2 separate regions of the Homo sapiens genome follow, and region 1 is linked to region 2. The links are chromatin loops, found by intact Hi-C in ENCODE. Cell type or tissue: CD14-positive monocyte. All regions are shown on one strand. Links, peaks and the distances in the headings refer to the core of each region. The heading gives the core; the rest is flanking DNA. Region 1 overlaps CCDC61 (coiled-coil domain containing 61). Region 2 overlaps IGFL2-AS1 (IGFL2 antisense RNA 1).

Region 1 (2,902 bases), core at 297-2,796, 170 kb before region 2:
GGCCAGGTAGGGTGGAGGGGGCGGGGCTGAAGGGGAGGCGGGGCTTAGCGGACCCCGTCTGGAGTCCAGACAGGATTTGGGTGCAGTGGTTAGGAGGTGGACCCGGGCTGTGCGGAGATGCGCAGGCTTGGGGCGGCGTTCAGGAGGGACTGGGAAAGGGATCGTGCCCTAGGGTCTCCTGGTGCGAAAGGGTGCGGCGCAGCAGGTGGGATCAGGGTGAGGTCCGCTGGCATTTATGGGGTGGGTGGTGGAAAATTGGAAAGAGTTTCCGGGGAGTTGTGGAAGACTCCGGAAAGAAGGGTCTGTTGAAGGCGGTGTGTTGAAAGGATGTAGGGGAATGACAGAGGGGTGTTTTAGGGGTCCAATTGGGTGAGGTCTGGGGGGGAAGATATCGAGAGGGTCATGGGCCCAGGAGTGCACGTCTAGGAGTTGATGGGGTAGGCCTGAGGGTTCGGAGAAGGTGCGGTCGGGGAGGAGTCTCGCGATTGAGTTTGTCGGGGCGGGCGGGAAGCTGACAGCTGCCTCTGTGGTCTCAGGAGGCGGACTCCGCCGGTGCAGCCGCCCCCGACGCGGGAGGACCGGGCCTCATCGTCCCGGGAGCGCTCCGCGTCGCGAGGCCGCGGCGCCGCGCGCTCCTCATCCCGGGAGAGCGGCCGCGGGAGCCGGGGTCGGGGCCGCCCTGCGCGCCCCTCGCCCTCGCCCACAGGTCTGTGCCCCTGCCCTGCGGTAGGGAGGGGACGCACTGGCGCTGCCAAGGCCCGTCTCCGGACCTAGCCGCCTCCTCTCCCACGCCGTCCTAGGTGGTCGCGCGCTCCGCTTCGACCCCACGGCCTTTGTGAAAGCCAAGGAAAGGAAGCAGAGAGAGATCCAGATGAAGTCAGTGCCCCTTCCTCCCTCACCTGCCCCTGTCCCTGGCCCGTGCCCGCTCCCGGGCTCTCATCTCTCCACGCCACCATCAGTCTCCATCCCCTGCCACCTGCTCGCTTCTCGCCGGATACCCCGCCTGCTCTCCCTTCCGTCCGTCCTACCTCCTCGTCTGTGTTTCTGCGTGCTTTCCGCTCGTAGGCCTGTCACCTCAGGCTTTCGCTGGCGTGGCTGTGACCTTTAGGGGCGCAGTGACCCCCTTGCCTGCAGGAGTTGGGCGTACAGACCGGCGTCTCCTTTCTTTTTTCCCAGGCAGCAGCAGCGGAACCGCTTAGGCAGTGGGGGAAGCGGGGACGGTCCGTCCGTCTCCTGGTCTCGCCAGACCCAGCCCCCTGCTGCCTTGACTGGCCGAGGGGACGCCCCTAACCGCTCCCGAAACCGCAGCTCCTCAGGTAACTGGCCTGGAGCTGGGGGCTGCCGGGCTAGGCGGGACTGGGCGGGGCTGGGCGGGCTGGGAGGCACTGGGCAGGGCGGGCGGGCTGGGAGGGCCTGGGAAGCACTGGGCGGGGCCAGCGAGGGCCAGCGGTCACGCCCTCCGTCTCCCTCTAGTGGACAGTTTCCGCAGCCGCTGCTCGTCTGCCAGCTCCTGCAGCGATTTGGAGGATTTCTCTGAGTCGCTCTCCAGAGGGTAAAACTTGAACTTGGGAAAAGGATCGCCTCCAAAGGGTTTCTGGGGAGACTAGAAACAGTCTTTTGCAGGGAAATTGGGTGATGGAGCCTGGGGGCCTTGAAACCACAAAGGTCGGGGAGGTGGGAAGTACCAGAGCCTCCCCACCACTGGTCCTTGGTTACTCCTTTTTCTCAGGGGTCACCGCCGCCGTGGGAAGCCTCCCAGCCCAACGCCCTGGAGTGGGTCCAATATGGTGAGTAGAAGGGGCAACATAAACCACTGGAACACAGCTGCCCCCATTTCCTGTGATTCCTTCCTGGGGATCAGGTGCAGAGGCGACTCTGAATGCCTTTGGCAATAGGGCTTTTTTAAGAGTGCGTCTCGCTCTTTCAGGCTGGGGTGCAGTGGGGCAATTGTAGCTCACGGCAGCTTTCAACTCCTGGACTCAAGAGACCCTCCCACCTCGGCCTATGGAGTAGCTGGGACTAGGCTTTTTTGGGGGGGCAGGGTGGGGTTGAGACAGGATAAGGGGGTGGTATTGTCTCTTTATGTTGCCCAGGCTGGTCTGGAACTCCTGGCCTCAAGCCATCCTCAGCCTCCTACAGCGCTGGAGTTACAGGCTGGGCCAGCGCACCTGGCCTGGGAACAGCACGTTTTGAGAGCATTAGATTGGAGAAGGAATAATGAGGGGCACGTGATGCTCTTTAGGGCTTTGGCTTCTGACTGTCAGGTCTTGAAACCTGTCTCCTCCTCTTCCCAGCTGTATGGTTCAAGGCAGTTCTTTAGCCTCTCTGTACCTTAGTTTTTGTTTATCAGTTAACCAGGGTTGGTAATGGCATCACCTCACATGTGAGGTGAGGGCTCTGTGAGGACATTAGGAGGTTATTTTGCAGATAATGAATGGCCAGTAGGTGTCAGGCCTTATTTTTCCCCAAGGTCCTTAGGCTCAGGATTTCCAGTGGGATTTAGGGGGACAGAAATAGAGGGACGGTGGGTGACCCCCTTTCCTACCTTCCCCATCACCAGAAGTCTCCCCCCGTGGAACGCAGCCACCATCAGAAATCTCTGGCCAACTCCGGGGGCTGGGTCCCCATCAAAGGTGAGCCTGGGACTCCACATCCCCTCTCCCAGCCCCAGGACCCGTTGGAATGGTAGTGCGGGCAGTGGTATATTGGGCCCAGGAACTCCCTGGGGCTTCAGGCCCCTCACAGCCCCCATACCCACACCTGCTCTCACAGAGTACAGCTCGGAGCACCAGGCGGCTGACATGGCCGAAATAGACGCACGCCTGAAGGCCTTGCAGGAGTACATGAACCGACTGGACATGCGGTCATAACGTGGAGAAGGGGTACTACCCCTCCATCCCCC
Region 2 (2,902 bases), core at 193-2,692:
CAAAAGTTCCAGTTTCACCCTCCCCCAATACCTATTTCTCCCTATCTTTACCTGTTCCAGATCGGTCCTTGGTCCAGCCCCCAGAAAGGCAGGTAACCCCAGGGCATCTTGTGCATGTCAGGGTTAGTGGGGGGCCCAGTGTGTGTACTGTAGACACCCATTTATTTGTTTTGTGGTGGAGCAGTTCATCATGAATCTTGCTGTTTGCACATGATCAGCTAAGTGAAAGGTCCATCCCCAGCCACCGTGACGCTCATTCCTGTGACCGCCCCCCCCACTCTCCTCTATATTGCCTTTGTGATTATAATTTGTGTGGACCAACTCCCATGCAGGATAATTTTGGACTATCAACATAAAGCAGCACAGCCTTGATAATGGGTGATCAGAAGCTCAGTGTGTTCCTCTCTCTATACTGAGGCTTACAATAGACCTCCTGGGTCTTTGTGAACCCATAGTGTTCCCCGTGGGTTCTGTGTTCCATGACCAATGGTTTTCAGATGCTCAGTGTCCTTCCTGGTTGTTGGGGACCCATACCCAGCTGGCCCCTATGGCCATCTGACAGCACTTCAGATGTATGGCTGGTGGGAGGCACCTCACTCCTTGTTTGTCCTCTGATGCCCACATATTTCCTACCCTTGCCTGACAGCTCATTTGCCTCCCAGCATATGGCCAGAGGCACACCTTTAGCAACTCGGACAGAGCCCCCATTCATCCTGGGGCAGGTGGCCAGCTCTTTGTGGGAGCATGGCAGGCAACTGCGAAGTCTTCCACAGTGGGATAGAGAGTCCTGGGATGTAGGGACCAGCCCTACAGGGTCTGTGGGTTTTTCTCCCCATGTGCGGAGACGAGAGATCATAGAAATAAAGACACAAGACCAAGAGATAAAAGAAAAAACAGCTGGGCCCGGGGAACCACTACCACCAAGACACAGTGACCAGTAGTGGCCCCGAATGCCAGGCTGCGCTGTTATTTATTGGATACAAGACAAGGGGGCAGGGTGAGCAGTGTGAGCCATCTCCAATGATAGGTAAGGTCATGTGGGTCATGTATCCACTGGACAGGCGGCCCTTCCCTGTTTGGCAGCTGAGGTGGAGAGAAAGGAGACAGCTTATGCCTTTATTTTTGCATTTCAGAGACTTTTAGTACTTTCACTAATTCTGCTACTACCTAGAAGGCAGAGCCAGGTGTACAGGATGGAACATGTAAGCGGACCAGGAGCGTGACTGCTCTGAAGCACAGCATCACAGGGAGACAGGCCTCTGGATAACTGCGGGCAGGCCTGACGGATGTCAGGCCCTCCACAAGAGGTGGTGGAGCAGAGTCTTCTCTAACTCCCCCGGGGAAAGGGACACTCCTTTTCCCAGTCTGCTAAGTAGTGGGTGCTTTTCCTGGGCACTGACGCTACCGCTAGACCAAAGTCGGCTAGGTAACGGGCATCTTCCCGGGCACTGGCATTAACGCTAGACTAAGGAGCCCTCTAGTGGCCCTGTCGGGGCATAATAGAAGGCTCACACTCTTGTCTTCTGGTCATTTCTCACTGTGTCCGTTCAGCTCCTATCTCTGTATGGCCTGGTTTCTCTTAAGTTATAATTGTAGAGAGAAGATTATTATTATAATGGAATAAAGAGTAATTGCTACAGACTAATGATTAGTAATATTCATATATAATCATATCTACGATCTATATCTAGTATAACTATTCTTATTTTATATGTTTTCTTTATTATACTGGAACAGCTTGTGCCCTCGGTCTCTTGCCTCGGCACCTGGGTGGCTTGCTGCCCACACTGGGAAATGTGTAAGTAACACGTCCTGGGTTGACAGGGTAGAATCTGAGTAATAAATTTGTGAATGAGCCCTTGGGGCTGAAATCAGGAACTCTGCAGGGACCCCAAAGCCCAGAACCCAATATTAAACACGGTGTTATGTGTCAGTTTGCTGGTGCTGCAGAATCAACGACCTCTACATTCAGTGTCATGGAACAACCACATCATGATTGCTCCTGAGTCCATAGGTCATCTCGTGATTCTGTTGATCTGGGCCAGGCTCAGTTGACCTTGATGGGGGGGTTGCTCACATGTCTGTGCTCAGCAGGTAGATAGACTGGATTCTGGTTCATCTACAAAGAACTCATTCACCTGTCCTCAGTTGTCTGGAAATAGGCTTTTCTGGGATGTCCTCAGCTGGGACATCAGGGCTCTGTCTCCTCCATGTGGTCTCTCACCCTCCAACAGGCTGGCCAGAGGGTGTTCACATTGCTTTAATTTCCTGAGAAAGTGGAAGTACCAGAGTCCTTGAGCAAAGTCTTAACTCAAAACTGGCACATGATCGATCACTCCACAGTGTCCTATAGACCACAAATTCCACAGGGTGCAGACAGTCAAGGGAATGGGGACATGGATACCAAATCTTAATAGACGTAAAGTCATATTTTGCAAGTGTGTGAATGAGGAAGGAGAGATAATCAGGACTGTATCTGCAGCCTACCACAGACCCTCCCAGCCCTCTTTGCCAAGGCTGAGGATATTTATCACGCCCCCTGGTAATCCCCCAACCCTCTCCTGTGGGGCAAAGAGCCTTGCATCATTCCTTCCCCCATGGGGGGTGGGGGTTGACTTTGAAGAGACCAAAAATGCATGTGGCTTTAGGGTATTCTGCAAAATCACGGACCTGGATCTTTTTACCATCAAAAAGAAAAATTCAGAAAAGACAATCCCTGAGACTCTGGCCCTCGCCCTCAGAAGAAGGGTTGACTATTCGGGAGTCCCGCTGAGTCATCTGTGGTGCTAGGAACACCAGGAATGATTGAGCCTCCAGTCCAAGCTCCATCTCCCCTCAGGCCCCTCAGTATGCACCATCCCCACAATGCCAGCATTTCTCAATGGACTGGACCTCAAAGTGG

Evidence for each region. Hi-C counts contacts between places; a loop is a spot of excess contacts. Peaks named below come from ENCODE experiments on the same cell type or tissue, not always from the same donor. Only the 100,000 strongest peaks of a DNase experiment are listed, where the experiment ranks them.
Region 1: it touches region 2 in a loop (2.3-fold over the local background); 32 of 110 quality-filtered maps call a loop at or near these places.

The regions. Positions count from the first base shown.
Region 1 is chr19:46,015,518-46,018,419 of GRCh38, forward strand. It overlaps CCDC61 (coiled-coil domain containing 61), which reads left to right. Exons shown (of 14, transcript NM_001267723.2): 8 at 537-706; 9 at 801-876; 10 at 1,177-1,316; 11 at 1,474-1,552; 12 at 1,730-1,787; 13 at 2,561-2,633; 14 at 2,773-2,902. The coding sequence ends at 2,870. Among named protein-coding and RNA genes, the nearest start is that of MIR769, 2.0 kb to the right of the region's middle. RefSeq lists silencers at 1-68, 536-615, 1,346-1,405. In CD14-positive monocyte, for the core only: CTCF peaks have their summits at 1,513 (motif pointing left), 1,715 and 1,915; a DNase peak (open chromatin) is centred at 1,454; H3K4me3 peaks cover 1,113 bases; H3K27me3 peaks cover 846 bases.
Region 2 is chr19:46,188,147-46,191,048 of GRCh38, forward strand. IGFL2-AS1 (IGFL2 antisense RNA 1) reads right to left here. Exons shown (of 3, transcript NR_135234.1): 3 at 883-2,268. It also overlaps a transcript of IGFL2 not described here. Among named protein-coding and RNA genes, the nearest start is that of IGFL2-AS1, 13 kb to the right of the region's middle. RefSeq lists an enhancer at 1,886-2,180. In CD14-positive monocyte, for the core only: CTCF peaks have their summits at 1,494 (motif pointing left) and 1,700; a DNase peak (open chromatin) is centred at 1,455; H3K27me3 peaks cover 232 bases.